Linked DNA regions of Homo sapiens: all the other regions are linked to region 1. Evidence: chromatin loops called from intact Hi-C (ENCODE). Cell type or tissue: endothelial cell of umbilical vein. All regions are shown on one strand.

Region 1 (8,000 bases):
TCAGCCTCCCAAGTATCTGAGACTACAAGTGCGTGCCATCACCCATGGCTATTTTAAAAAAAAAAAAAATTGTAGAGATAGGGTCTTGCTGTGTTGCCCAGGCTGGTCTCAAACTCCTGGTCTCAAGCAATCCTTCTGCCTTGGTCTCCCAAAGTGCTGAGATTACAGGTGTCAGCCGTTGCACCTGGCCAAAACGATAACTTAAAATACACACACACACACACACACACAAACACATATGTGTATTTGTGTGTGTGTGTGTGTGTGTGTGTCTCAAAAGGTATCAAAAGAGAATAGCTATAACTTTAGTGTTGATCTTGATAGTGACTTGATTAGGCTCTGTTTAACATCAAAGATGCAAATTAATACTTTCTTTGAACATATTAAAAATGCAGAAAATATTGGAGTATTTTATTTTAAATAAATTGTATTCTGTATATTTAAGGTATACAACATGATGTTATGGGATACATATAGGTGGTTAAAAGATTACTGCAGTGAAGCAAATTAACGTATCCCTCAACTCACATAGTTACCCATTTTTTTTTTGTTTTGGTGGCAAGAGGAGCTTAAAATCTCATTTAGTGTGAATCCCAAATACAGCACAATTTTATTACCTATATACTTCATGTTGTACATTATATTTCTAGACTTGTTCATCCTACATATCTGCTACTTTGTATCCTCTGAGCTACATCTCCCCATTTTCTCACTTGCCCCCCAAGTAGTTTCTTAAAGTGTCTCATGTAAGAGGGCAGTAGCTTTCAGCTTAAACTTTTTCTCTGTATGTAGTCGATTTCTTTGAGGTATACTTTTCTCTCCAGAATAGTTAGATGTAGGTATACCACTTTGATGTTGACACTAGTTTACCTAGAACTTATCTTCTGTAAATCTGTCTCTATTTCCATCTCTGTCTCCATCTTTGTCTCTATCTCTATCTGTCTATCTCTATCTATCTATCTATCTATCTATCTATCTATCTATCTATCTATCTATCTATCTAAAGCAAATTCATGCCCTTCTCCTATTTATTGAATCGAGACCATAGACAGGGGTGAGAGAAAGAATTTGGCAGGAATGGGGATGTGTATTATCTGTGGCATAAGGAAACTTTACAGAACTAGGTTCAAAAGTATACTTTCTAGTTCTTTCCCATGGCTTTTCACTTTGATGTAGTCCTTATCAGGTAACTGAGGTTTTATATAAGTCCCCTGATTCTTAGAACATGAAGGTGTAGTAGTCAAGGTTGGTCCCTTGAAACCACAAATTTTGTGAAAAAAAATTAAGAAAATTGAATAATTTCCTCAGCAAATACATATTGATCATCTGTTATACAGCCATGAGAAGTGGTTCTGTTGCACACGTTTATTTTATCAGATCCTAATCCCAAACCAGGCATAAAATGGAAACCATGAAGATAGGATGAAATAACTTCTGAATGTTTGAATGTTTGAAAATAGTGTACTTAAAAATACCAGGTGGTTTTTGTTTGTTTTTTGTTTTTTTCTTTTTTTGAGACAGGGTCTCACTCTGTCACCCAGGCTGGAGTGTAGTGGTGCAATCTCATCTCATTGCAGTCTTGACCTCCCAGGCTCAGGTTATCTCCCACCTCAGCCTCCCAAGTAGCTGGGACTACAGGCACATGCCACCACGCCCAGCTAATTTTTTGTATTTTTTGTAGAGACGGGGTTTCACCCTGTTGCCCAGGCTGGTCTAGAACTCCTGGGCTTAAGCGATCCTCCCACCTCAGCCTCCCAAAGTGCTAGGATTACAGGCATGAGCCACCATGCCTGGCAGAAAATACCAGGTTTTTAAGTATCAGCACTTACTCTTCAATCTTTTCTATTACTATGTTGTGCTAAATGGTATTTTTTATTTAATTAGAGCAATGCTGTTCAATAGAACTTTCTTTGAGGATGGAAATCTTTTATGTTTCTGCTATGTGGTACAGAGCCACTAGTGACATGTGGCTTTTGAGCGCTTGACACATCTTGTGCAACACAGGAACTGAATTTTTAAGTAATTTATATTGCCACATGTGGCTACCGTATGGGACAGTGTAGTACTAGATGATCTGTAAGGGCTGTGCTTCATCAGTGTCGTTTTTTAACTGACAAAAACCTTTAGTTTTTTTTTTAGTAATGTGTTTATTTAAAAGAATTCATAAAATACAAGTAAACAAATTAACTTGTTACCTGAGCATATGTCCTTTCATACTTATTTTTTCTGCATACATATTTTGGAAAATGGAATATCTGCCCTTTTTTTTTATCTGAGATACAGTCTACCTCTAAAAATACATGATTCTAACATTCTCACTTTTGTTGGCATTTGATCAGGGTATAGAAAAACAGTTAAAAGGACAGAGAATGGTTGAGAGATTATGATATGAAGAGAAAATGTGATTGAGTGTGGTAGACTTGGGGCCTGCTTGAATGTTGAGAGAATGACTGTTTTCCGATAAAAAAAAAAAGTCCATTCTAGGATCCTAAAAGAAGGGTCTGAAGTTCACTGCAGAAAGCAAGCTACATAGTACTAAGCCACTAAGGGGACATGGAGCCCTTAGTAATTCCTACCTTAGTAATAGTCTCATCATGCCCTCTTGGGAACCCAGCCTTGTTGATTAGCCTCTCTGCTTTCTCTCCTTATAGTTCAACCTCCCTGTTTGTTCCAAGCAGTTCTTTTCCTGCCCATTTATTATGCATTTCTATACAGCTTTCCTCCTCTTTTTCTATACCATGCTGCAGTTCTTATTGCTACCTAGAGGTTTTCAAAATTCCTAGGGGCGGATAAGTAGGCATAAACAAAGTTCTTCCCTATTATCCTTCCTATTTTTTCACCTAGACTGAAGAGGTAGACAAAATAGAAATAAAGACATTAAGGGTATGTGTTTGTAGTCCCAAAGAGCTTCTCTGGCAATTTTATGTAGTTGACAGTGACGCTCTGAGTTCAGGACAGATTGGACTCCTTGGCTGAGAGGAGTGAGGAGATAGGACGGTAGAGGAGAGGGTAGAGCAACTCTGGAGGAAGCTTTCCCCTCACCTTTGCCAGTCCTGTTATCCTAGACTTAACCATAATTAAAGATGAGGGAGGCACTCAGTAAAGGGATCTAGTGGGAAGCTTGTTCCAGACAGCCAAGGAGGGAGGTTCGCGCAGTTCCTTTGGCCACCCAGGTGGGGTAATTGATCCATGTATGCCATTCATGTACAATGTAGGCACTTATACCTGTATTCCAATGTAGTGAACTATACCATTACTCTTAAATTAATATTCTTTATTAGCTTCCATGGTGGCTATAGGCCAGGCAAGAGAGTTAAGAAAAAATAAATAGCCAGGTATGGTGACTCAAGCCTGTAATCTCGGCACTTTAGGAGGCCGAGGCAGGAGGATCGCTTGAGTCCAGGAGTTCAAGACCAGCCTGAGCAAAATAGTGAGATCCTGTCTCTATTTTTTAAAAAAGCCTTGGGGCAAACAGGAGTATGGAGGTTTGGATGCTAATAGAACAGCAGTGTCTTACTGCTTGGAGTTCTCTTGTTTCTTGTCCTATCACCGTAGCCTTTGGATCACAGCAATTTTTCCATGACTCCATACTTTTCAGTTCTTGAATATTTTTTCCTTTATTCCTCTTGTCTCTGTAAAGACATCAACTGGAGTTGGACTGTAATACCAGGTATCTCCAGAAGATGGCACTATTTAACAGATTTTATAAATAATTTGATGTGAGTCACTGTCATCTGAAGCTTGTTGCCTTTTCTTTCTTTCTTCTTTCTTTTTTTTCCCCATCAATTCTGTATGTTTGAAATGCTGGGTTTTAAGTTAGTTAGAATAAGGGATGTCTGTAATTTCCCTAAATTGAGAAGTAATATGCAAAGGTTGATATCAGAAGTCATATGCTCACCTTGCAACACCAAATAATACTGGCCCATTTGTGATTTTTGAAAGTAACACTCCATAATAAATGGATGTATATATAGAAGCATAACAAAAATAGAAGCACATAAAAGTGAAAAGTCTCATAAACGCCATTGTCACTACTCATGTAATTGCTGTTACAAATTTGTTTAAATGTTGAATAAAAATGGTGTCATAGGCAACACAGTGTTCCACTACTTGGTGTTTTTAATAGCATTATTCTGTCTCAGTGTGCTTTGGATTATCAGGTGCTTTTTAATAGTTGCATGGTATTACATTGTGTAGATGAACTTGATTAATTTAAATGGTTCCCTGTTAATGGACATGTTGGTTTGTTTTTGTGAACAACTGATACAGTGAACATTTATTTTTTAAATAAAAAAAAGAGAGACAGGGTCTTGCTGTGTTTCTCGGGCTGGCCTTGAACTCCTGGGGTCAAGCGATCGTCTTGCCTCTGCCTCCCTGGGATTACAGGCATGAAGCCACCGCACCCGGCCCAGTGAACACTCTTGAATGTATCTTTGTATACTTGTCAGTGTTTTTGTAGCATTGATTCCCAGAAGTGGGATTACTGGATTAAGTGACATGCATGTTTGCAATTTTAACAGGTATTGCTATGTCATTTTCAAAAGAAGCTATGCCAATTAATACTCTCACCAACAAGAGTGCTTATTTCCCCTCAGCATATTATCAGGCTTAAGTTTTGCCAGTATGGGTGGGAGAACAGTAGAATCACATTGTTTTAGTGTTTGTTTCTCAGATAGATATAATTTTACACCTTATAACCTTCTCTTCTATAAATTGTCTATTTGTGTTCATTCTCCATTTTCCTATGGGTTCTTATTGTTGGAGCCCAATATATAAAAGGGGGTATTTGTTACAGAACCTCTTCAGTTTTGGTTCATGTCATGCCTGGGTTTTTACCCTTTCTACGGATGTTAAAAAAAATTCTCTATTTTCTTCCAGTCCACTTATGGCTTTATTTTTTACATTTAGATTTTAATCCGTCTGGAATTTATTTTTGTGTATGCTGTGAGGTAGGGACCATACTTTTATTTTTTCCCAAATGGGTTACTAGTTGGCCAAACATCATTTATTGAATAATTCATCTTTTCCCTACTGACTCGAAATACCATCTTTATTGTATACTAAATCCTCATATAGTTCTGGGTCTGTTTCTGGGCTCTACTTTGTTCATTTACTGTGCTGGTACTGCACCGTTGTAATTGCTGTGGCTTTGTGGTATGGTATGGCTTGCTCTCTGCTAGGGCAAGTCGAAGCTCTTTTGTTCACCTGCTCTTTCACCCAAATTTTCTGTCCTGAATCCAGCACAGCCAAATTATGGTCATTGTCACCACCAACTACAGTGGGTGTTGAGCATTTCCCATTGAATCTCCTGTAAGGGTTTTATTGGATTCTGTGATAGCAGTAAAATGGGAGCCTAAGAGGTATTCCTTAAAGGACTACTAATCAGACCTGGTTTCCCAGATGATGCTGAAGATGACGGGGCCTGGGCTAGACTTTTGAGGGACATATCCTTGGGGTTGGGTGTGATATAGACCAGCCCTTACAATTTGCTTGACTCATGGGAATCGTACAGGGCCAGAACCAGACACCTGTCATGCTAATAACTTCCCTCACAATTCAGAAATCACTGTGATTGAAGATGGGTGGCTGTTATAATACTACCCACTTAAAAATGGATGTAACCCATTTTTTAGGACTCTTAAAAACATCAAATCAGTAATGGCCGATTAGGACTTTTTAATTTTTACTAATCTCTACTTGAAAGTTTTCTAGTCATTCATTTCAGGAAACCTAATTCTTATAATTCATATCATTTAGAATATCATAATGCTATGGATATTAGCTAGCTAACTTCTCAAATCTTCTAGTTCTCATTTAATTTGAAGTTTGTGTGTGTACATAAGGATATACATATACATATGTGTGTGTAGATATATATATATATAGTTTTTTTTTTTTTTAACTAGAATGACCAGTCAACAGGGGACATAAAAGTAATTGGTGGAGATGATCTCTCAACTTTAACTGGAAAGGTATGTATCTTGAAAGGGAAGAAAAAAAAGCACTTCATACCGAGTCAATTAGTAACAGTGTGCTTTCAATCAATCACTAAGAGATAATTTACATAGTATAACTAAATGGGTTATTTAACCCTTGGAAGCAGTCTAGGTTAATTATCGTTCCCTAGGTCATGTAGTAAAAAGACAGTAGAATCCAACATTAACCTTAAATGTCCATATTGTCAAGTACTGCTGTCTGCCTCTGTGGGACTCTAATTTGGGATCCTTCAAAAAACATTGATGGGGGAAAAGATAGCCTTTAAAAAAAAAAAAAAAACAAACCTATGTGAGTCTATGTGAGGTAGACTCACATAGTTTCCTAAAAGATAGCAAAGCAGTATTATGTAGTGGCTGAAAGTGTGAGTTCCGGAGCCTGACAACTGATTCAAAGCATGGCTTAGTACTTCCTAACTCTGACCTTGGGCAAGTTACTTAACCTCTCTGTGTCCCATATGTGATTAGGGTGAGGTTGATAATAGCAGCCATAGAGTTAAGAGGATTAAGTGCTATAATGCAAGTAGAGCTCTTACAACAGTTTCTGGTAAATCACTCAATAAATTCAGACATACTATTATTTTAAGAAATCTCAAAGAGTTTTCTTGTACCTTAAAATTCTCCTAGTGTGAACCATTGGTTTTGGTATATTGTGCTTCCATGTAGTTTAATATCAAGATGTTTTTAGATTTCCCTTTTAATTTATTTGTTGACCCATTGGTTGTTCAGGAGCATGCTGTTTACCTGAAAATAATGGAGATATTAAGGTATTTGAATATTTATCTTCTAGTACATTGAAAAACTTTTTGAGAGTAACCAATAATAAATGATGGAATGCTACTGCTTTTTTTTTTTGAAGCTGCCAGTTATTGTTTACTTACACTATGCCAAATATAAAGGCATTAATCTCATAAAAGTTTCACAACAATCCTGTGAGGGAGACGATATCCCCATTTTACAAATCAGGAAATTAAGACTTAATAAGGTTAAAAGACTTGCCCAAAGTCACAGAACCAGTAAGTGGTAGAGCTTGAATTTGAATACAGACCTGACTCTAAAGCTCTTTTCTTTCTTTAGATTTTAGTGTTCATTGCTTACTTGAATGAGTATCTATAAGAAAACTTTAACATGTAAAACTTCTGTGAAATTATCTTGTCCCATATCAGGGTCATGTCAAACTAATGTCCTCCTCAGCATCTTTGGAAAACTTCAGAGGAGAAATGAGCTTTGCCCCTCCTGTTCATTTCATATACCACTGTTAGACCTGTCCTTCCCTTTCAGCATGCTTTGTCCATATTTAGAAGCTGTTGAAGCCATTACTTGTCTGGTCAGTTTTTAGTGCTGGAATGGACCTAGCCTTTTAGGCCTTCTGAGATTTAGTTTGATCTCGTCTTTCCCACCTAATGGCTCTGTTCTACTACATAGATTTGATCTGAAACAGTTCTCTGTTTCTAAAATAACTTTCTTTTCATGATAGTCACAGTAAAGTACATTTATTATGGAAAAATCAATAAGTATAACGAGTGAAAGTTATTTCTTGGTGGTAAGATTATGGGATTATTTGAACTTTCTGTTTCATTGTATTTTATTTATTTATTTATTTTTGTGATGGAGTCTCACTCTGCTGCCCAGGCTGGAGTGCAGTAGTACGATCTTGGCTCACTGCAACCTCCCCTTCCCAGTTCAAGTGATTCTCCTGCCTCAGACTCCCAAGTAGCTGGGATTACAGGCGCACGCCACCATGCCTGGCTAATTTTTTTATCTTTAGTAGAGACAGGGTTTCACCATGTTGACCAGGCTGATCTCCAACTCCTGATCTCAGGTATCCACCTGCCTCAGCCTCCCAAAGTACCGGGATTACGGGTGTGAGCCACCCTGCCTGGCCTCATTTTGTCTTTTGGGGGTATTTTTGTGTGCAGATATATATGTATATAAATATTTTTCCCTCTTTTCCCCAGTTAGTATTTGAGCAGATGAACTTTGGACCCGAATACCTGTATTCAAGTC
Region 2 (8,000 bases), 63 kb before region 1:
AGCCAAGATTGCGCCATTGCACTCCAGCCTGAGCAACAAGAGTGAAATTCCATCTCAAACAAACAAAAAAAAAACACTACATATACTCTCCTCATGAAGCTTACAGTCTATTGGGAGAGACCTATTATTTAAGTGGCCAAATATGCAATTACAACATAGCAGCGTAAGTGTTCTAAAGAAGTTACAAAGTGTTATGAGAGCGTATAAGAAGGAAGAGCTAACCTAGTCTGTAGTGGGGAGTATTTAAAATGTTCTGAAGGAAATAGTGCTCAGCTTTAAGCTGAGATATTAAGGACAAAGGTGAGCCTTGGTTGGGGGAGGTATTCTGGGCAGAGAGAAGAGCATATGCAAGAGCCCCGGGTGAGACAGAAGCAGAGGTGGAAATGGGGAGATGTGTTAGGAGGCTAGTGCTGGTGGTCCAGGTGAGAATTATTGGTAGCTTAGAATAGGATATGGTAGACAGAAGGCAAAAGATTCTCTTGAGAAGATGGTGAAAAAGTAAAGTATGAAGATTTGGGATTGGGGGTCACCCTCTTTTTTATGGGTCTTCCACTTACCTGTGCTGCCTTGTGCTAGGTGGTGTTAATGTATATCTGTAATGGTTCCATTTGTTTAATCGACTGGAGTATAAGTTGGTAGGGACTCTTGAAGTTTTGATTTGCCATCCAGAGTTGTAAAGCACTTCCTTACTCTCACATGCCTAGAATGCAATAAACCAATGACTTCCGGGTCTAGTATTCTGTGTAAAAGACAATGTACACAAGCAGTCACCAAGTCATTTGGGTGCCTACATAAGGCGCTATGCTGTATAATAAAATTTGCCAAATTCTGTTTAATAATAAAGGCACAAATGTTTTCAAGTGAGTTCTATAAAGCCTTTAAGGAACAAATAATCCCAATGTTATTTAAGAGGTCCAGCACATAGCAAGAGATGGAAAACTTATTGATTCATTCTGTAAAGCTTACATAACTGTGGTACCAAACCTAACAAAGATACGTTAAAAGAAAAACAAACAAACTGTAGACCAATCTCCCCTTTTTTTTTTTTTTTTACTTTGAGACAGGATCTGACTCTGTTGTCCAGGCTGGAGTGCAGTAGTGTGATCATGACTCACTGCAGCCTTGACCTTCTGCCCTCACGTGATCCTCCCAACTCAGCCTCCCGAGTAGCTGGGACTATAGGCGCATGCCATCATGCCCAGCTAATTTTTTTTGTTTTGTTTTTTGAGGAGGAGGAAGGGTTTTGTTTTGTTGCCCAGACTGGTCTCAAACTCCTGGGCTCAAGCGTTCTCCCTGCCTCAGTCTTCTAAAGTGCTAGGATTACAGGCATGAGCCATGCCCAGCCACAATCTCACTTTTATAAATATACAAAAATTCTAAATAAAATATTAGTAAATCAAATCCAGCTCTGTATTCTAAGAATTGAAAGACTGTTCAGGCTGGGCACAGTGGCTCACACTTATAATCTCAACACTTTGGGAGGCTTAGGTGGGAGGATTGCTTGAGGCCAGGAGTTCCAGATCAGTGTGGGCAACAAAGCGAGACTCTCATCTCTATATAATTTTAAAAATAGAAAGAAAAAAGACTGTTCAAAATTAGGAAATATATTAATATAATTTATTAGAATTAGTAGAGTAAATAATCTTATCACCTTCCTTATAGATGGTGAAAAGACATTTGATAACATTCAACATCAATTTCTGAATTTTAAAGTAACGAGTGCTCTTGGTAAGCTAGGAATCTTAATAGGTGTTTATGAGAAAAACAACAGCAAATAACTTATTTATTATTAAAGTGAAGGAGCAATGGTTCTTAACCAGGAGTGAGCCTCAGAATCACTGTGGGGTGGATAAGGCCCTCTTTTAAAATGTTCATGTCTAAGCCCTACCTGTAGAGATTTAAATTTAGTAGGTCTGGGTTGGTGCCCAAACCATGCACTTTTCTGACTCCCCAGGTGATTCTTATGTTCCCCTCTAATTGAGAACCATTAGACTATACTTTAATTCAGATTAGGAAGAAGACAAGGATGCCAACTACTAGCATGACTTTTAACATTCTTCTAGAGGGTTAAGCTGATGCAAGACAAAAAGAAAGAGGCCCAGTGCATTGACTCACGTCTATAATCCCACACTTGGGAGGCCAAAGCGAGAGGATTGCTTGAGGCCAGGAATTCGAGACCAACCTGGGCAACATAGTGAGACCCCATCTCTACACAACATTTAAAAATTAGCCAGGCAAAGTGGCACACGCCTGTAGCCCCAGCTATACAGGAGGCCCAGACTGGAGGATTGCCTGAGCCCTGGAGGTAGAGACCAGCCTGGGCAACATAGTGAGACCCTGTCTCAATTTAAAAAATAAAAGAAGGCCGGGCGCAGTGGCTCACGCCTGTAATCTCAACACTTTGGGAGGCCGAGGCTGGCAGATCACGAGGTCAGGAGTTTGAGACCAGCTTCGAGATCGCCCCACTGCACTCCAGCCTGGGCGACAGAGCGAAACTCTGTCTCAAAAAAAAAAAAAAAAGAAATAAATAAATAAAAGTGTATAATAAAATGATCAATATTTGTTATTCATATCATTGTCTACCAAGAAAATTCAAAGGAATCAACTTTGAATTTATTAAAATTAGTAAGAGCTCAGTAAGATTGCTGAATATGAGATGACTTTTAAAAAACAATTCCAGTAATAACTAGTTAGAAAATGTAAAGGAAAACCGCCTGCCATACCCCGCCAAACACACATACACTAAAGATGAATTTTTTCCATTTAAAAAAAAAACACACAAAGCTTTGTTTTGGGGTGTGGTTGGGGAGACAGGGTCTCACTCTGTCACCCAGGCTGGAGTGCAGTGGCATGATCACGGCTCACTGCAGCCTTGACCTCCTGGGCTCAGGTGATCTTCCCACTTCAGCTTCCCAAGTAGCTGGGACTACAGGCACACGTGACCATGCCTGGCTAATTTTTGCTATTTTTTGTAGAGACAAGATTTCACCTTGTTGTCCAGGCTGGTCTCAAACTCCTGGACACAAGTGATCCACCCACCTGAGCCTCCCAAAGTGCTGGGATTACAGCTGTGAGCCACCATGCCTGGCCAAAAATTACATTTTACAAAGGACTGAAATGAGTGGTGAAATATATTATGTTCCTTGATAGAAAACTCAGCATCAAAAGACACCTATTCTCACCAAATGTATAAATTTAGTACAATTTTGATCAAATCCAAATTTTTTGGCAGTTTTATTTAGAAGGCTAAATGTGATATAATTTTCACTTTTAATGGTTGTGTTTACCTTATATAACAGAAAAAAAAAATAGCAGCTTAACAGGATAGAGGGTTGCTTTCTCACCTAAAAGACATGCAGAGGAAAGCAATACAGATGTGGTAGGCAATTTTTCAGTGTCATCAAAGACCCACATCACCATCCTTCTGCTCACCCCTCCTTAAGGTCTCCTTCCACATATGTGTGTGTAGGTCTCCTTCCACATATGTGTGTGTATGTTTTTGTGTATGCAGAAAAATCTCTAGAAACATATTCAACAAGCTTAATGGTTATATTACTTCTCATTAGTTGCATAAGGATGGAGGAGAAGAGGCAAGTTTATATTCTCCATGATAGGATTCTGTGGTGTTTGAATATCTTCATGAGAAGTATATTATTATTAAAGTAGCCCTTAACATTTTAAAATAACAGGCTGATTTTAAATATCCAAAATCAGATTGTATGGAGAATTATTGTATTTAAAAGTGTAACTTTTAGATGATTTTATTATAATAGTTTTAAATGGAAAATATTTAAATATTTCCATTTTCATTTTGGAAGAAAAATGGAAATATAGATGAGAAAAAATACTTAATGTCAACTTTAACTCTGCCATGCAGAGGTAATAATTTTAAATCTTTTGGAATGTTTTCTCTTAGACGTTTATGTGATTATGTGTGTGTATTTATAAAAACAAGATTTTCTGCTGCTCTGCCTATGGGGTAGCCATTCTTTTATTCGTTTGCTTTCTTTAAAAAAAAAAAAAAGATTTTCTTATCTATGCTGTTTTATAATCTCTTTTCCACTTACTAGATCAGAGACATTTTTGTGTGACATTAAACAATTTTACATCTTGTTTTTTGTTTGTTTGTTTGTTTGTTTGTTTTTGAGACAGTCTCACTCTGTTGCCTAGGCTGGAGTGCAATGGTGCGATCACAACCCATTGCAGCCTCAACCTCCCAGGCTCATGTGATCCTCTCACCTCAGCCTCCCAAGTAGCTGGGACCTCAGGGGCACCCCATTATACCCGGCTAATTTTTTTTGTGCAGACGAGATTTCACCATGTTGCCCAGTCTGGTCTCAAATTCCTGGGCTCAAGCGATCCACCCGCCCCAGCCTCCCAAAATGCTGGGATTACAGCATGAGCCATTGTGCCCAGCCTACATCCATTTTAATGATTGCATAATATTCCATCATATAGGTATATCAGTTTATTCTATTGGTTCCTTTTTCAGACATCTAGGTTGTTTTTGCTTTTTAGCTATTAGACAACCATATTTCAGTGACAAAACAAAAATATATGTACTTGGATCCATAATGATTTGAATTGCTCTTTTTCTTTTCTCCCATTGAGATGTGTTTCTGCAATCCATTTGTAATGTGGATTCCAGATAGACACAACTGAGTTCAAATGAGAGCCCATAGGTGGGTAGTTTGGGGAGAGAAGAAGGGACAAATAAGAGGAAATGCAGGGAGGAATATTTCTGAATGAAGTGGCTTCCCTGTCTCCTAACTATGGCTTTTCTTCCTTACCAGCCCTTTCTGGGTCCTGACTGTATTCCTATTCGAAAGACTAGGGAGGGATAGATAATAATTTTTATTTATATTTATCCTGTTTTATTGTCTTTATTGTATTTTTAACTATTTCAATATGGATTTTTTTAAAATGTCAGCCTCCCACCATAAAAAATGGAGTTCTGTGACAGCAGGGACCTTGTTTGACCAGTTGACACCTGTAACCTTAGCACCTAGACTAGTGAAGGCCATATAAGGGCCTATGGGAAATATTCTGCAAGTAAAAAATAATCCCATAAAATAATTAAAAGTTGCTCCAACAACAAAGCACTTGTCCTGTTAGAGGGAACTTCCTATTAAAAAGACGATTTTCAAATGTAAGCAAAAACAGAATAGTATAACAAGTCCTCATATCAGCAGTTAGCAAGTTATTGCCACACTTGCTTTATCTATTGTTTATTTTCCTGAAGTATATTGTTTATTTTCCTGAAGTATATATATTAAAGCAAAATCCCAGATGTCTTGTCATTATATAATTATTATTCCATTATCACACTTTGTAAAATTAACAATTATTTCTTAGCATCATCTTATACCCAATCCATTTTCACATTTGCCCAGTTGTATAAAAAAAATCTCATTTTAGACTTAATTTGTTGAAATCTGGATACATGCAAGGTCCATCCATTGCATTTGATATGTCTCTTAAGTCTAAATACGGACATACTTGTCCCCTTACTTATTGAAGAGCCTCGATAAATTGTCCTAAGTCCCACATTCTAGATTTGTCTCTTTGCCATTTCATGATGCCATTTAACTTGTGTCTCTATCCCTCTCTCCCATTTCTTGTAAACTAGAGGTTGGTTCAGAAGTTTAATTAGATTCAGGTTATATTTTATGGGAAGATTCTTCGTAGGTGCCATTGTGTAGGAATCTCACTCTTGATATTTAAACTCATGATTTAAAAATTTAAAAAGAGGTAGTTCCCAATGTGTAGTATTTGAAGTGTACAGATTCTCCCTAGCTTTTTGAAAGTTATTGAAAATGTTTTAAGACTAAAAAGAGAAATAATGAACAAAACTAGATTAAAGTCAGTTGTTATTGTTGTCCACTGTGTCCTGAACCCCACCCCTGCCTTTTATTCTACTCAAATATTAGACCTAGTTTAGATAATCTATTTGTAACATGTGAATTCCTAGATGATTTTTTTCATCTATTGCTGACCACAAGAGGGCATCCAGTGAACATGTTCTAAGCATTCTTCCATTGTCGTCTTATGTATAATAGACATAAAACTGAGGAATCGCCTTACACTCATAGGTGGGAATTGAACAATGAGAACACTTGGACACAGGGTGGGGAACATCACATACCAGGGCCGGTCGTGGGATGGGGGGACGGGGGAGGGATAGCATTAGGAGATATACCTGATATAAATGATGAGTTAACGGGTGCAGCACACCAACATGGCACATGTATACATATGTAACAAACCTGCACGTTGTGCACATGTACCCTAGAACTTAAAAGTATAATAAAAAAAAAAGAAAAAAAAAACTGAGCTCAAATCAGCCTGCCCTTGTTTGATTGTCCAAATCACCTATATTACGATTTTTATTTAAAACCTAATGAATTTTAAATATACAATCTGTATACCCAAATAAAAGGTTAGAACCAAGCATGATATCAAATTAGCACTCCAGAGATAACTTTCCAGATTTAAAGGGGAAAACCTACCTTTACAATGGAGATAGCTGGTCATCACCACTACTTTAACCAAATGATCAAACATAGTGTCACCCAGTAGCAGGACATTTTGAAATTAGATGCCTCCTGAAATATGCAGGATTACCTACAGAGTGTCTTGACTGAAAAAGAAAAGCTGAACCTGAAGCTAACCAAGCCTTTAGACCTTATTCCCAGTGTATAGGAAATACAGGGCGAGAGAGAACCAAATAAAACAGTACCACAATTAGACAAGTCCAGAATTTGCTACAGTTGACAGACTGTCTGGTCTAATCTCATCCTAAAAAGTCAGTGTTGTGTAAAAACAAGAAGTTGGAAGGACCAGTCTAGATTAAAAGAGACATAGCCAAATGCAGTGCCGGAAAACTGTTGGATGGCTCATGTAGGTATTCCAGTGAAGGCTAGGATGCTAATAATGAAAAACCATTTGAAGAGTTTGAGTAAAATTGTTTCATCAAATGTGAGCAGAAGGCAGCAGTATAGATAGAATATATATTTCCTGAAATGTGATTTTAAATTAAATATATGAAACAAATTTATAGAATTTGATTATTTCATCAATATACCTGAAGGTTGGTATTTTTAAGTTGGCCAAAACTTTGCTTTTAATCTCATTGGGCAAAATGAGGAATTGCCTTATGATAACTGTCATCCTAAACCAGAGATTTTGTTTCAGATGAACTTTTATTATCTCAATAATAGTGTGTTTTCCTATCTGTTAGATAAAAATGGGTCTGTAACTAATTGGGGAGTATTTTTTAAAGTGTGGATGAGGAAACCCATGTTTTAAATGGGCACTAGCCTCATCCACTAATGTTGGCAGGAATGTTCATCAGCAGTGACAAAGCATTTTGAGATTTTTGTCTTTCATCATTGTAGACTATACTGTAAAAATCATAGTGGAAATGATGAGAGAGATGAAGAAGATGAGGAACGAGAGAGTAAAAGCCGAGGAAAAGTAGAAATTGATCAGCAACAACTAACTCAGCAGCAACTTAATGGAAACTAGGTATGAAAGTTAATTATATGGGATCTGTTGTCAGGATACAATACACACTGATATATACATGTTGAAGTAATGGTATGCAGTAAGATTTTTTTTAATCCTATTATGTTTAGTTAAGAGCATGTTACTAAAATGCTGAGGATTTTGTAGGCTTGCATAGTAGTTGTTTTTTAACTAGCTGATTTTGTAACCATAAAAACAAGCTATCTGCTTTATCAATAAGTGTAGTTGTAATGTCAAATCAATAAGATATTCACACTCCTCAATAACATTATATTGATTGTGTTCCCCTCAAGCATCATATTTTACATTTTTTTATCATCTTTTAAACAGGTTCATGGGACAGAGTTAGAAAACTGGGAATGAATAAGACATCCATAACTACTATTCTTTTTTCACTGTTTTCTAAAATCAAAAAGGGTTTGTAACTTTTTACTGCCCAACTCTTAGATCCTTCATTGAACTGCCTAAAAATG
Region 3 (8,000 bases), 270 kb after region 1:
ATCCCTTGAACCTGGGAGGTTGAGGCTGCAGTGAGACATGTTCAGGCCACCGTACTCCAACCTGGGTGACAGAAGAAAACAAGAACCAAATGCCTACACAGAAATATCCACAGGACTGACGAGGTAGCCAAAGAGTGCACTTGTTTCTGAAGTCAAAAATTTGAGCTTGTTGAGATATTTCTATCAAAAAATCAAGATTTTAAATTGCTGCCTAATACCTGGATTTTAAAGAAAACTCTGTTCAGTTCATAATTAATTCTTTTCGTGTTATTAACATATAGAAAAATACTAGCTGATCAGTTTCCATTTCTATCTGCTCATTCCTTTAATTTTTCTCCTTTCCCACAAATAGAAGCTGTATTGCAATAAGCATATCTTGCCCCTGGCCTCCATTCCAAGAACATCTGGAAAGAGTGTTAGTTAAATAGCAATGGGCTTACACAGTGCTATAATTTTTCTAGCTATAAGGAAGCCCCCACCATCTCCACTCCTATCACCAGAGAGGCGTGGGTGAGCTACCCGAAAGCTCTTTTGCTTGGAGAACAAGCAATGGAATCTTGCAGATAACCCTAACCAAACACCACCCAGGCAGAAGGGCCCTAACCTGCCTAGTGAGATTCCTCTAAATACATTTTATACTATCAAGGCTTAAATTCATCAGAAAAAAAAACCAATGGAATTTATCAGAAGATGTTTAAGAGAGAGTAACAGAGCTGCTGGGATATACTCAAACATAACTTTCTAAGCCTAAATTGCATAATATCCTTTTTCCAGATCCTTTTAGTTTGTTTCTTATTCCAGAAAGAACCTTATATGGAATTGCACGCATTTGGCTCAGTACAAATTTGGCCCATGTTGAGCCTCTTAGACTTGGCCCACCACAAACTCATGCTGTCAACCACAGTTTGGTTCCCATCACTGCCCAGTTGTTCCTGATATACCGTATGCTGTGAATATCCCAATCTTTCTCCTCGGGTCCCCAAATCTTCTTCCTCTCAACTCTCCCATTTTTAGTAGATGAGCTTGACAATTCGGTTGCTGAAAACATTTACGCTATGGGTCTGAACTCCCCTAGCTATTGGAGATGTGAGAGCATCTCTCATCAGATGAAGATTTTTCCTAAATACTAAGTTACTGCCTCCTACTCTGCTCTAGAATTCATCTCTTCCCATTTTCTTACTCCCACATTTATTTTCTCCTTATAGACCTCTGCTGTCCTAGATAGTAACCTCTTGCCACGTGTAGCTATTTAAATGTAAATGAATTATGACCGGACGCAGTGGCTCAAGCCTGTAATCCCAGCACTTTGGGAGGCCGAGGCAGGTGGATCACCTGAGGTCAGCAGTTCAAGACCAGCCTGGTTAACATGGTGAAACCCTGTCTCTAATAAAAATACAAAAAAAAAAATATATATATATATATATATATTTATATATATATTTATATATATATATTTTTATATATATATATTTATAAATATATATATATATATTTATATATATATTTATATATATATATTTTTATATATATATATTTATAAATATATATATATATATTTATATATATATATAGCCTGGTGTGGGGGCGCCACCTGTAGTCCCAGCTACTCAGGAGGTTGAGGCAGGAGAATCGCTTGAACCCAGGAGGCAGAGGTTACAGTGAGCCAAGATCATGCCACCGCACTGCAGCCTGGGCAACACAGCAAGGCTCTGTCAAAAAAAAAAAAAAAGGAAAAGAAAAATGTAAATGAATTATAATGAAATAAAGCTAAAAATGAAGTTTCTTGATTGTGCTAGCCACATTTCAAGTACTCAACAGCCACGTGGTGCTGGCGGCTCCTGAATGGGACGGTGCAAATGTATGTAATTCCCATCATCGTGGAAAGTTCTAGTGGACAGCACTGCTCACCAGGGACCTCTGATTTATTTCCTATCCCATTGGCTCTTCAATCTCATGCAGACAACTGCATCACCATCAACAACAACAACAACATCAACAACTGCTCTACAAGTGACCCTCCTACCCTTCCAGCTACCAGTCTCTAGAATGCTGCCAAACTTTTAGAATGAATGCTGCATTCCTTTCTTGCTCCTCTGCAATCTGACTTCCGACCTTCTCGACAGAAATAAAGCCACTAAAGACTTTTGGGGCATCTTCTACCATTTTGTTTTCATTCATCACCCTCCTAAAAATGTCTCCTCTCTATCCTGTTCCTCCCATCTCTTGTCTCTGGCACACTACCAATGCTGAAGAAGTGTTGGTTAAATAAGACAATAAGCTTCCCTCCTTGATCATTCACTCCTCCAGGATCTTTCATCCTACATCTCCCTTCTGTTGCAAAAGCCCGGTCCTCTGCTCTTCTTTTGTCAACCCTTCTCTCATTAGCTCATCTTCTCTCACTTGCCTTTAACTATCTGCTCTGTATAAAAATGGGTCTCAGTTTCACAACTCAAGCTGTCAATTTCTCACTTCCATGACTAGCATTACTGGAGAACACCAAGAATAAATGTTTGTATTATTAATGGCTGCTCCCAGTGATGCAAGGAAACCTGCTTTCCAACCCAGTTAATTCCTATGTCCCTTGCAAAACTGTCAGGGCCAACTCTGTAGAAGTTATCAGTGCTTTCCTGTGAGGCTACATTGTGAGGAGATTTCTGGGCTTGTGAAGAGTTAGGGACTCAAGGGGGCAGAAACAAAGGCTGCAAGATGAAAGACATGGGATGGCTCTGGCTAAAGGAACTTTGTCCATATAACAATTCTGCTACAGTCTTTTCTCAGGACTAGTTTCAAAGTCTCAGGATGATATAGAAGTTCGTTTTTCTTTTCATTTCTTCTTTGTTTGTTTTTTTTTAGAGAGGGAAGTGGGTTAGTAACCTCCACATTGCCTCTTCATTGAGAACTACATAATAGCTATAGATTAAAATGAAAAACCCGTCACTTTCAGAAGGGCAATATCATGCAATAAGCCTGCAGCAAATTATACCTTGGTGTTACATGAAGGAAGTTGACAGGACAACACTTTCTTCCCCTTCTCAAAATGAATGTAGAAAGTACACTCTAACCTTTACCAGCATATGATGTCTATAACTAACATGAAGGAAAGTCAAAACTTTTTTTTCTCCCCTTGGCTTTTTTTTTCTTTCAACAGACACATTGCTCTGCTGATAAGAAAGCTAAGAAAGTGGGTAGGTAGAAATATACAGCTCATTCAATTAAATGAAAATTAATGTAATGCAGACAACACAGTGCAGGCTGCTTGATTTTGTTACATTTAACTTAAAGACTACCAGGCCCTGACAAACATCCTTGAAATGTAAATTCAACATTCAAAACCCACAAGTCACACTAAGAGCACTGGGAAACAGGAGAAATACACACTGGACAGATGCAGGCAGTCCCAAAGCTCGGTGATCTTTTACAGCTAGAAGGTCAAGGCAGTTATTTCACAGTGATTTGTATGAAAAGAAAAATAAATTGAAAAGAGGGCATTCATGTATATATGAGATAATTGACATAGCAAAAATAACTCCCAAAGTGAGCATTTACTAGGCAATTTAGGTTAAAATGGTATAAAAGGCAGATTGTTTGGGCCAGCACATCCGCCTTTCTTGCACTTAAAGATAATTTGTAGATGAAGAAACTGCTCTCTTTAAAAAAAGAAAGAAAAAGAAAATCCTCCTCCACAAAGCCTCCTTTCCCACAGCCTTCTACCAAACAGATTATGTTGCTAGGTAAACATAAGCTACCAACAATTTCTGTACCAATATATATAGCAAATTATACTTCAGAGGAAGCCTGCAAGCTTATGAAACAGATGGCAGATTTGTGTCGTGGCCCGAGAAACAATTGTGTTTTGGTAAAATGAGCCACTGCAAGTCTCCCTGACATTTTCCTAGCCTAATCGACATTGACTTTTCATGTCACGAAGTTGCATGAAAGAGCGGGATCATGTAGAAAAGCAGATAAGCATCAGAAGCAATGGCAAAGATGATGCCCTTTTAGAGCTGGAATCATCAGTTTTAAACTTTGAGTTTAAATATACGATAACAGCAAAAAGTAAACCAACACAGCTCCTAATGTATCGCTCAGACCTGCCATCTGGGCTGGAGTCAAATTTAATAAGCCCAACGACATCAACTCTACTTCTCCAGCACTATAACTAATCTTAGGCTGTTTAAACAATCAGGGGCGGGAACGAGATGGTATAATCTTCTGTGAACTGGATGTAACTGGAGAATATATCCATGCTTATTTAGATTTTATAAAAAGAAATTTCGGAGACTTGAGGTCCTTACAGCTCACATTTCTCATCCAAACTAAACTGTTATTTGTTTAATAAGCAACTGGTTCACAACTGGACTTCAACTGTCCCACCACATCCTGGAACAAAGTGTTGAATCACACTCAGATCCACACTGACATCTGCAGGTAATTGAAACAGGACTTCTGTGAATTGATTTCTCGACTCGGGAGTCTCAAACCATTCTCCAGAGTAGTGTGCTAAACCATAAAACTTAAATACCCCGGATGACACAAAATATTTCTTTAAAAAATACTATCAATGTTTAAGTGCTTCCATAGACTAAAATATTGCATATAGCATCTGAGTTCCATCACATAGAAAACCCCACAAACACACAGCTGTCTCTGCCTGGCGTAATTATGGTGATTTTTATTTTCACTTTAAACTTTTTTCTATTTTTCATTACTTTTCATATATTATCCAATGAGCATATGGTACTTTTACAATACGTTATGGCAAGGTTGCTACCTAAATTTTAACCTCAAACTTTCTGTTGTCCCTATCAATTTATATTCACATTAATCAAAGCTTCAACAAAATCCAGCAGAATATTGTTTTATTGTAATAACTGCTGCTATGCAGCACACTTATTTATATAGGCTATCAAAACTCCTAAACATTCACAAGATAGGGAGTAGATTCAAGCTGCTTTAGGCTAATACATGAGATTTTTCTATAGTGCCTTTCCACTGAGCAAAATTTTAAAGTAACATTTATTGGATCGATCTATAATTATAGTATTAGAAAAAAATGGAATCTGCTACCAAGAGACTCCTTTTACAATGACTGTCTAGGGGGAAGCCTATTTTTCTGGGCTTGTAAAAATCAAGTAACTCGCTCAACTTCTGAGGTAAAAGTCAACATAGATGGAAGGCTTTATTCTATGTGTTGAAAATTAGATGTAATAGAAAAATCCATCAAGGATTTCTAGTGGTAGGAGAAAAAGGGGCAATTTCTTAAGGGCTCATTAACAAATTTAATCAACAGGCACTCATAAACAAGCTGTCTTCCAATTTACAAATGTGCTACATTTCGAACATTTATTGTTCTTTTTTTTTTTTTTTTTTTTTGGTGCCTACAATGCATTTTCTTGAAGAGACAAGATTACGCTGGTTAGAGTTCCAATTTGATTCACAAAAGTAAAGCTAAAATACTGTAGGTTTGCAATGAAACGGTAGGAAGCAGTTTTAGCAATAAGATAAATGTTGGAATGACTTTAACAATAAATTATTTTTCAGTTTTCTTATTTTGGTGCATAAGAAAATAATTATAGAAACATAAGAAAGCAGGCCATTTTAAAGCACTTCAGATGCTAACATCCAATTTATCATGTAAATTTGCAACTTTTCTTATTTTTGATCTAGGCACACATTTTATGAGCATAGGCCATGCTGAAGGTTTTACTTTAGCTAGCATGTGGAAATTAGATGGAAATTAGGGAGAAAAAATAGGAGAGAGAGTTTGCCATGGAAAGTGGGCAAGAACTGAAAGAGAAGCGGGGAGAGAGAACTACAGAAAACATAGATTTAGATTCAATTCCTTGCCTCCACGTTACTCATTCATTCATCCAACTATTAAGTGGTAGCTCTTATTGGTGAGTATAAGTACTCTGTAGTTTGTTTGTTCATTGATTTGACAAATGTTAATTGAGCATTTACTTTGTGCGTGGAGCTGGGGATACCAGTGTGAATAAGATAGTCTTGGTCACTATTCTTATACATTTGGTAACTAGTATGGAAGACAGACATTAAACAATCACTGTAATTACAAGTCAGATAAGTGCCATAAAAGGTGAAGCCCAGGGATATCAAGGAGTGCCTAAATGGGAGAACTTAACCTAACCTGGCATTGCTCCTCCTCTCCAAATGATCCAGATGGTCAAGTTGACTGTGTATTTTAAATATATTTGCATCTCTTACTATGTGTGAAGTTGAGTATCTTTTCATATATTTAAGGATCATTTGTATACTTTCTTCTGTGAACTGTGTATTCATGTTTTTGCCCATTTTCCTCCTGAGACTTTTTAGCCTTTTTTCTTTAGATTTAAAAAGTTCTTTATATGTTTGGGATATTGGACCTTTATTTATGTATACATTATAAGTATTTTCTCAGTTTCATCATCTTTCTTTTCTTTTTCCTTTTCTTTCTTTTTTTTTTTTTTTTTTTTTTTTGAGATGGATTCTTGCTCTGTCACCAGGCTGGAGTGCTCTTGGCTCACTGCAACCTCTGGCTCCCGGGTTCAAGTGATTCTTCTATCTCAGCCTCCCAAGTAGCTGGGACTACAGGTGCCCACCACCACGCCCGGCTAATTTTTTGTATTTTTAGTAGAGACGGGGTTTCACCGTGTTAGCCAGGATGGTCTCTATCTCCTGTCCTCGAGATCCGCCCGCCTTGGCCTCCCAAAGTGTTGGGATTACAGGCATGAGCCACCACGCCCGGCCTTCATCATCTTTCTTTTGACTTTGCCTATCTGATTTTTGCCATGCAAAAAAAGGTTTTTACTTTGATTTTTATGTACTTGAAAATACTCATCATTTTATGGCATTTGGATTTGGAGTCATATTTTAAAAGGCTTTCCCCACACCCAGATTATAAAGAAATTAATCGACGTTTTCTTCTAGTGCCTATATGTTTTTTTTTTTAATATTTGGACCACCTGGTACCTATATGGTTTTATTTTTTATTTTTTAAATATTTTATATAATAAGCTCCATTTGGAGCTTATTCTAGGGTACAATGTGAAGTATGGGACCAAATTACCTTTTTGTCCAAATGGCTATCCAGTTGTGCCAATAGAATTTATTTAAAAAGTCCATCTTTGCCCCAGTAATAAACTGTTTATTAAATATTACATTTTCGGCCGGGCGCGGTGGCTCACGCCTGTAATCCCAGCACTTTGGGAGGCCGAGACAGGCGGATCACGAGGTCAGGGTATCGAGACCATCCTGGCTAACACAGTGAAACCCCGTCTCTACTAAAAATACAAAAAATTGGCCAGGCGTGGTGGCGGGTGCCTGTAGTCCCAGCTACTCAGGAGGCTGAGGCAGGAGAATGGCGTGAACCCGGGAGGCGGAGGTTGCATTGAGCCGAGATTACGCCACTGCACTCCAGCCTGGGGGAAAGAGCAAGACTCCGTCTCAAAAAAAAAAAAAAGATTACATTTTCATATATACTTGGGTCTATTTCTGGACTTTCTGCTTTGTTTTGTTGATCTGTCTATTCAGGCACGAGTCCAATAATGGTAACAGGTTATACAGATTAATTTTAAAAAAGAATTTGAAGTGACATGAAAAACAAAAGGGGTCAGCTTCCTTTACAGACGAATGGATAGCTAATAAATGTGGAAGGAACAACAGAATTGGGAAAACGTACCTTTGCAGCCACTGTGTTAAAAACTGATTCAGATAGGGATTATAATGAATGCTAAAACTATCAGATGAAAATTATTGGGGAACAGAATATTTACATGGTCATACTTTAAAGATATTAATTGAATATTAATTACAAAGGAGGAGAATGTGCCTTTACATGGAGAAATCTGGATTACACTACTTTGGTCAAGTGATCCAACTTGGCAATAGGACAAATTGACATTGTATACACCTCCTGACGTGAGGCAATGGAAACCACCTATGTGGTATCTTTGCCAAAAGTGTTTAACCTGAATATATTCATGAGGGAACAATGTGACAAATCC
Region 4 (8,000 bases), 420 kb after region 1:
CGGTGGCTCACGCCTGTAATCCCAACACTTTGGGAGGCCAAGGCAGGCAGATCACGAGGTCAGGAGTTTGAGACCAGCCTGGCCAACATGGTGAAACCCGTCTCTACTAAAAATACAGACATTAGCCAGGCATAGTGGCGTGCGCCTGTAATCCCAGCTACTCGGGAGGCTGAAACAGAGAATTGCTTGAACCTAGGAGGTGGAGGTTGCAGTGAGCCGAGACTGTGCCACTGCACTCCAGCCTGGGCAACAGAGCACGAATCTGTCTTGGGAAAAAAACAAACAAACAAATGAAAAACTGTTTCTGAAGACAGAAACAAACAAAAAATGATAAATTCATCTGTATAACTTTTTAAACTCTGCATGGCAAAAAAACTTTACTTCATAGAAAAGGGACATAGAAATTGTCCTTGAACTTACAAAAGGATGTTTAACCTCACTCACAGCAAAGGAAACCCAAACTAAAGCCATACTATGACACAATTTTTTACCTGTCCCATTAGTAAAACTCAAATTTTGATAGCATATGATGGGAACGATCAAGCATGTGCTTACATTGCTTGTGGGGAGGTGAATTGGCATAACAACTACATGTGCCAAAATTAAATGCACATAGCCTCAGTTCCAGAGATCGTACGTCTAGGGATTTATCTGGCATATATATTCCCCTTTTTGTGTGAAGTCATGTAGGTGAAAGGTTTCTCTGCAGTGCTGAGGGTTAAATAAAATGATTTATGTGAAACAACATGGAACAGAACTTGGCACCCAGTAAGAGCTAGTTTTTTGTTGTTAATAGCAAAAGACTGGAAACAAGCCAGGGGAGGTGGCTCACACCTGTAATCTTAGCGCTTTGGGAGGCCAAGGTGGGCGGATCACCTGAGGTCAGGAGTTTCAGACCAGCCTGACCAACACGGTGAAACCCCGTCTCTACTAAACATACTAAAATTAGCCGGGCGTGGTGGTACACACCTGTAATCCCAGCTACTAGGGAGGCTGAGGCAGGAGAATCACTTGAACCCGGGAGGCGGAGGTTGCAGTGAGCCGAGATCATGCCACTGCACTCCAACCTGGGAGACAGAGTGAGACTCCATCTGAAAAAAAAAAAAAGAAGATTGGAAACAGCCCAACTGTCCATTAAAAGAGGATTCATTAAATAAAGTACAGTCTATCCATTCATTGGGATACCAGATATCAAGAGGAGACTGTGTAGTTGGAGATGGACTGATCTTCAAGTGGTAGTGTTAAGTGAGAAACGCAAGGAGCGGTGCAGTGTGTAATGCATGCTGCCATTTGTATAAAAAGGGAGATAAGGCCGGGCGCGGTGGCTCACGCCTGTAATCCCAGCACTTTGGGAGGTCGATGCGGGCAGATCATGAGGGCAGAAGATCGAGACCATCCTGGCTAACACAGTGAAACCCTGTCTCTACTAAAAATACAAAAAAAAAAATACACCACGCCAGGCGTGGTGGCGGGCGCCTGTAGTCCCAGCTACTCAGGAGGCTGAGGAAGGAGAATGGCGTGAACCCGGGAGGCAGAGCTTGCAGTGAGCCAAGGTTGCACCACTGCACTCCAGCCTGGGCGAGAGAGACTCTGTCTCAAAAAGAAAAAAAAAAAAAAAAAGGGGAGATAAGAATATGTAAACCTATTATCTTGGATATGGGTGAAATTCTTTGGAAGGATATCCGCGTTTGTCCCTGGAGAGAGAAATGGGGGTGGAAGGAATTTTTCTCTGGATATCCTTTTGTATCTTTTGAATTCTGAAGTCTTTGAATACTTATTTAAAAAAAACGAATATTTAAAAAAAAAATTAAGTAACAACTCTACTAGGGCCTACTTTGAAAAAGGTGCCTGTTTTTGAAAACACAAGAGGGAATTTAGAAACAATGTGAAAAATCTCTGTTAACTGTATTTTCTAGTTTATAATCCTCTAAAAACATATTGAAAACCTTAAACTGTGGGCTAAACAGAATAATTTCGATTATTTAAAATAATTTACATGCAACAGAAACATAATGAGAAAAAGATTTAAGATAACTTGCAAACTTAAGAACATGTATAACTCTAATGTGAAACTATTTGTTTTAAAAGAGTATGAAATGGTTCATAAATCTGACTGGGAAGTCAAAATTAACCACACAGACAAATGCTAAACTCTTGGTTCTAACTTTAAGAAGAAGTTAGTCAACAGAGGTCAAAGTAGAAATTTTACTTTTACTATCTTTGAATAATGGCATAGTAGAAATTCTTTTTCTTTTAATTTCAAAGCTTTCTCTTTGTGAGTTGAACATGTACACATTTTCCCATGAATCACGAATAGGCTATCTCCTTGTTACTATAAAAGAAGTGTTTAATAATTTTTGAGCAGTTTACTATTATTTCTTTTCCTATCTCTGTTCCCATTTATCACTTTTTTTTTTTTTTTTTTTTTTTGAGACGGAGTTTCGCTCATTACCCAGGCTGGAGTGCAATGTCATGATCTTGGCTCACCACAACCTCTGCCTCCCGGGTTCAAGCGATTCTCGTGCCTCAGCCTCCCGAGTAGCTGGGAATAGAGGTGCACGCCACCACGCCTGGCTAATTTTTTTTTTTTTTAATTTTTGTAGAGACGGGGTTTCACCATGCTGGCCAGGCTGGTCTTGAACTCCTGACCTCGTGATCCGCCCACCTTGGCCTCCCAAAGTGGTGGGATTACAGGCATGAGCCACCGCGCCCAGCTTATCTTGGCTAAGATATAAGTTGCATCCTAAACTCCAACCAGTGGAAATTAGGGAAGAATTAGCACCAGGTCAACAGAGCAATATTAGCAACTGTGCCAATGAACATAATAAGGTGTAACACCTGCCTTGAATTGATAGTTTTCTGGAGACTAACACTTTCTCTTTGCTGCAGTCCATATTACAAAATGATAAAGTGCAAAAATCCTGGGGAAAGATTATATACTAAACTGGTAAAAACTTACTGCAAATCGGTTTATGAGGTTGCTTTCCAAAAGTCAAGTGCACACCAAGTCAGAGTTAGTTGGTTCCCACTTTTCTAATTTGACAGATGTGGGAAGCAGGCCCAGGATGGTTAAGAGACTTATCCAAGGTTGCACAGGGTATTGGTGGCAGAACTCTGGTCTCCAGGCTTCCACTTCCTTATACAGTCATCCCTTCTATGTCTCAAGTAAGTCCTGCCTCGGCCTGGCACGGTGGCTCACGCCTGTAATCCTAGCACTTTGGAAAGCTGAGGCGGGCAGATCACCTGAGGTCAAGAGTTTGAGACCAGCCTGGCCATCATGGTGAAACCCTGTCTGTACTAAAATACAAAAATTAGCTGGGCATGGTGGTGTATGCCTGTAATCCCAGCTACTCAGGAGGCTGAGGCAGGACAACTGCTTGAATCCGGGAGGTGGAGGTTGTATTGAGCCGAGATCGCACTACTGCACCCCAGCCTGGGCAACAGAGCGAAACTCCATCTCAAAAAAATAAAAAAAATAAAGTCCTGCTTCCCTGATGCTGACTACCACACATGCCCTAATCTGTAGCAATTGTCCCTGCTTATCAAGATCAGAGTTCTCAAAGGATGATCCAAAATTCAAGTCACAACTAAGTCTGCATTATCTTCATTTGTGTTTCCTTTTCAGTTTTATAAAGAAAAATCAAGAGACAATTTCACTTACTGAGTGGCACACACTATTTTCCTGATGATGAAACAGCTATAGTTGTCAGGAACTATTCATCAGGGCATTAATAATGAAGGTTTGCTGCATTCTTCCTCTCTGGACAGCAAAATTTTACTCATTTTTCAAAACCTAATTCAAATTCCCCTTCCCTGGCTGGGCACAGTGGCTCACGCCTGTAATCTCAGCACTTTGAGAGGCCGATGCGGGCGGATCACTTGAGGCCAGGAGTTCGAGACCAGCCTGGCCAACATGGCGAAACCCCGTCTCTACTAAAAACACAAAAAAATTAGCTGGGCGTGGTAGTGCACACATGTAATCCTAGCTACTCAGGAGGCTGAGGCAGGAGAATTGCTTGAACCAGGAAGACGGAGGTTGCACCCAGGCTGGAGTGCATTGGCACGATCTCAGCTCACTGCAGCCTCAAACTCCTGGGCTCAAGTGATTCTTCCACCTCAGCCTCCCAAGTAGCTGGGACCACAGGTAAGTGCCACCACTCCTGGCTAATGTTTTTAAAAAATTTATGTAGAGACAGGGTCTCCCTATGTTGTCCAGGCTGGTCTTGAACTCCTGAACTGAAGCAATACTCCCACCTTGGCCTCCCAAAGTGCTGAGATTACAGGCATGAGCCACTGCACCCAGCCAGAATGGAATATTTTGACATTTGTTTTGTGTGCATTAATTTTGACTTCTCAGTTAGATTTTAGGTATAATGCCATATTGTTGTTTGGTGGGATGCTTTTGTTTTTTGCACCCCTCACAGGCCCAAGGTCAGTGCTGGGCACTTAGCAGATAGCTAAAAGCTTATCAGTTATCCTACAGATGTCTACTAATAACTGTCTCCTCCACTGGGGAACATTCCCCCCACCACTCACCCGTCATAGCTGAACACACTTTGTCTATACAAGACAAGCAAGGGATCCTAATTAGAGGAGCAGTAAATCTTAAGTGGCTGCTCACCATGGGTTGGGGTAAGAGGAGAGCAGAGAGAATCAGCACTCCCAGTTACCTCTCTTCCCCTCTTCTCCCCTCCCCTCCTTCTGTTTCCCTCTGATTTTCCCTGGCTCTTCAGTGCCTAACTGTGCCAGCAAGCATTTAGAAATCTGAGGCTCCAACACACTTCTGACCTCACAGGCAGAGAGCGCAGCTGAGATCTGGTGATACAGGAAACTGTCTTGTCTTCCTCCCCTGTACCAAAGGCACAGAAAAACAATCCTGAATGAAATTATAAAGAAAACCTTATGTGTGCACACCACCTTGTGACCAGTTTGCAAACTACTCTGACACAAAAAGACGCATAAACACTCTGAGATATTCACACATGCCTGCCACTACCATCAATCCAAGGAGACCAGTACCCCAAAGTATGATGGTTTTTTCCATTTTCCTCACTTTGCATTGACCAGAGGAATGAAAAGATAAGACTTTGAGATAAACAGGAATCCATTTTACCACCATAGATACAAAACTTAGAGACCGTTAAGGAGCACTGAAACCACTTTCATAGCATTTTCTCATTTGCACCCTGCAACCTGTTTTTAGAAAGAGGAGGCTGCAGGCCGGGCGCGGTGGCTCACGCCTGTAATCCCAGCACTTTGGAAGGCCGAGGCGGGCGGATCACGAGATCAGGAGATCGAGACCATCCTGGATAACACAGTGAAATCCCGTCTCTACTAAAAATACAAAAAAAAAATTAGCCGGGAGTAGTGGCGGGTGCCTGTAGTCCCAGCTACTCGGGAGGCTGAGGCAGGAGAATGGCGTGAACCCGGGAGGCGGAGCTTGCAGTGAGCCGAGATCCGCCACTGCACTCCAGCCTGGGCGACAGGCGAGACTCCTCAAAAAAGAAAAAAGAAAGAAAGAGGAGGCTGCAAGAAGCAAGTGAAGTAAGTGGATCGAAGTTTGAAAACAGTTAAGGATGATTCAAAGTACAGCCCTCACCCAGAAACTGGTGACCCATCTGCTTGGTCACAGTGTACCAGCTACTTAACTATCTCTCCCTGGCTCTTGCTGTTTACTCTGATTAAGGTTCCCAGCTCCACCTTCAGGTCAGCTCCCTTTTATCTGGGCACAGGGGCTATCTCCTTCTTCCATACTCTGTGCAATCCTTGCCAATGACCAACTAAATACTAAATTGTTAAGAGCGATATGTTATTTTCCTTTAGTCTCACTAGCATTAAAACCTCCTTCCCTCCCACTTCATAAACTCAGTTGGCCTCCTCTGAATTCCCAGTATTGTTAATTGGGGTTTTTAATTGCTGGCATTTTCCTAAAGTCATAACAAGTGATGTTCTAATGTTTACTTTCTACTTTAATGTTCATTGCTTAATATTTGACACTTTTGTTTTTATATATTTTCTAGATTTTTGGTATGCTTTGCTATTTTAACTAATGAGATTGACTGCTATAAATAATATGTAGTGATTGGCTCTTCTATATTCAAGATTTAAAAGTTGAGTAGTATACATTTTAAGATTTTTAAAAAAAAGAATAACCTAATGTCTCTTTGAAAACAATTCATATTTTCAAATGTGTTATTTACAACCCGGTTATAATTAATGTGTTGTTTCCATGTTTTACAACATCTCAGTATGTCATTTCAAGATGCGCAATTCTCAAAGCAAAATCCATATTATATGATTATATATATATGTTGCTACATGAAACACTCAGAAGTTTTAGAATCACAAATTCATGGCCGGGCGCAGTGACTCACGCCTATAATCCCAGCATTTTGGGAGGCCGAGGTGGGCAGGATCACCTGAGGTTAGGAGTTCAAGACCAACCTGGCCAACATGGCGAATCCTCATCTCTACTAAAAATACAAAAATGAGCTGGGCATGGTGGCGGGCGCCTGTAATCCCAGCTACTTGGGAGGCTGAGGCAAGAGAATCACTTGAGCCCAGAAGGCGGAGGTTGCAGTGAGCCAAGATCACACCACTGCACTCCAGCCTGGGCAACAGAGCGAGACTCTGTCTCAAAAAAAAAAAAATCACAGATTCACTCAACAAACATTTCCTGAGCACTTATTATATACAAGGCACTGTGCTAGGGAATATGGAGACAAGATGAAAATATTTTGTCAGCCTTCCAAAAACTCAGACTAGCAGGAAAAACAGATATACAGCAGTAATTAAGATATGATGTGAGCAGTGTTAAACTGCTGATAGATATAAAGTGCTCTGGGAGCATAAAGAAAGTGATCATCTGCCTTAAGGCTAGTCTGCAGTAGAAGTGGAGGGCCGGGTGAATTCCAGGAAGAATGTGTGTAGAAGCATGAAAGGGATGCTTAAAATGAGCTTTGGCATTGCATATGGTTAAAAACAGCAAATATGGGGAGAGGGGCAAGTTTCGGCTAGAAAGGTAAGTTAGAGGCAGATTGTGCAAGATTTTGTGAACGTTTGGGGGTTTAGACTTGATTCCCTATGCCAGTGGTTCTGGCTTGTTAGAAACACAAATTCTTGGTTCTCACCCTAGACCTACTGAATCAGAAATTCCGGGACTGGGGCCCAGCCATCTGTTTTAACAAGTCTTCCAGGTGATTCCGATCCACACTAAACTTTGAGAACCACTGCTGCAGGCAATAGGAAACCACTTAAGGATTTTTTCTTTTTTAAATATAGGGATAAGGTCTCGCTATGTTGCCCAGGCTGGTCTTGAACTCCTGGCCTCAAGCAACCTTCCTGCCTTGGCCTCCCAAAGCACTGGGGTTACAAGTGTAACCTACGATTTTGCCTGGCCTTAAGGATTTTAAGCACAGAACTGACCAATTCAGATTTGAAGTTGGACAGGGGTTGCCATTGACCATTCAAGCACAACACCTGACTCCTGAGTAGTTACTATAAAAAATTAAAAAACTGTTGAATGAATGTGGCATGAAGCAATGATGAGGGCCTAGGCTAAGGCTGCAGGAATGGAGAAGAAACAGATTTTAGAGATGTTTTACATGTGACCCAATTCAACCAGGTGACTAGGATATATCCATACAAAGGTGTAACTGAAATGGTTTTTATATAAAAGAAACCTGTAATTCTGTGGAATATACTAACTGCTAGGCTTGAAAAAAGTGGTCCTCATAGAACCTGGAAAAAGGGGAAGTCAAGAGCAAGTTCTTTGTGTTTCCATATAGTCAATAGCAAAGCTTGCCTTGGCTTGTACGTGAGTCTTCTGGTCTGTTTGGCAGTTCTCACTGAGAGTTAGCAAATTGCCATTCATGCTCATAGAAATCTTTTGAGTTTGGTTGGTGTGAATCAATCAGTGAGACTGACAATTTCTTGATGTGCCAATGAAATTTTGAACCTGGAAAAGCTGAAAACCAGACATTGGTTCTGGTGATCTAACC

The links. Peaks named below come from ENCODE experiments on the same cell type or tissue, not always from the same donor. Only the 100,000 strongest peaks of a DNase experiment are listed, where the experiment ranks them.
Region 2: it touches region 1 in a loop (2.7-fold over the local background); 2 of 110 quality-filtered maps call a loop at or near these places.
Region 3: a loop joins it to region 1, with 6 times the contacts of the local background. A loop is called at or near these places in 41 of 110 quality-filtered maps.
Region 4: it touches region 1 in a loop (15-fold over the local background); 11 of 110 quality-filtered maps call a loop at or near these places.

The regions. Positions count from the first base shown.
Region 1 is chrX:134,480,559-134,488,558 of GRCh38, forward strand. HPRT1 (hypoxanthine phosphoribosyltransferase 1) reads left to right here. Exons shown (of 9, transcript NM_000194.3): 4 at 5,907-5,972. Among named protein-coding and RNA genes, the nearest start is that of HPRT1, 24 kb to the left of the region's middle. In endothelial cell of umbilical vein, no CTCF peak of the experiment used is centred here; a DNase peak (open chromatin) is centred at 3,713.
Region 2 is chrX:134,417,804-134,425,803 of GRCh38, forward strand. PHF6 (PHD finger protein 6) reads left to right here. Exons shown (of 11, transcript NM_001015877.2): 10 at 7,398-7,527; 11 at 7,858-8,000. The coding sequence ends at 7,527. Among named protein-coding and RNA genes, the nearest start is that of HPRT1, 38 kb to the right of the region's middle. In endothelial cell of umbilical vein, no CTCF peak of the experiment used is centred here; no DNase peak of the experiment used is centred here.
Region 3 is chrX:134,749,407-134,757,406 of GRCh38, forward strand. It overlaps a transcript of PLAC1 not described here. Among named protein-coding and RNA genes, the nearest start is that of PABIR2, 44 kb to the right of the region's middle. In endothelial cell of umbilical vein, a CTCF peak has its summit at 4,377 (motif pointing left); a DNase peak (open chromatin) is centred at 4,385.
Region 4 is chrX:134,903,768-134,911,767 of GRCh38, forward strand. All of the region lies in intron 1 of MOSPD1 (motile sperm domain containing 1), which reads right to left. Among named protein-coding and RNA genes, the nearest start is that of MOSPD1, 7.5 kb to the right of the region's middle. RefSeq lists a silencer at 4,652-4,946 and an enhancer at 4,837-5,380. In endothelial cell of umbilical vein, a CTCF peak has its summit at 4,909; a DNase peak (open chromatin) is centred at 4,834.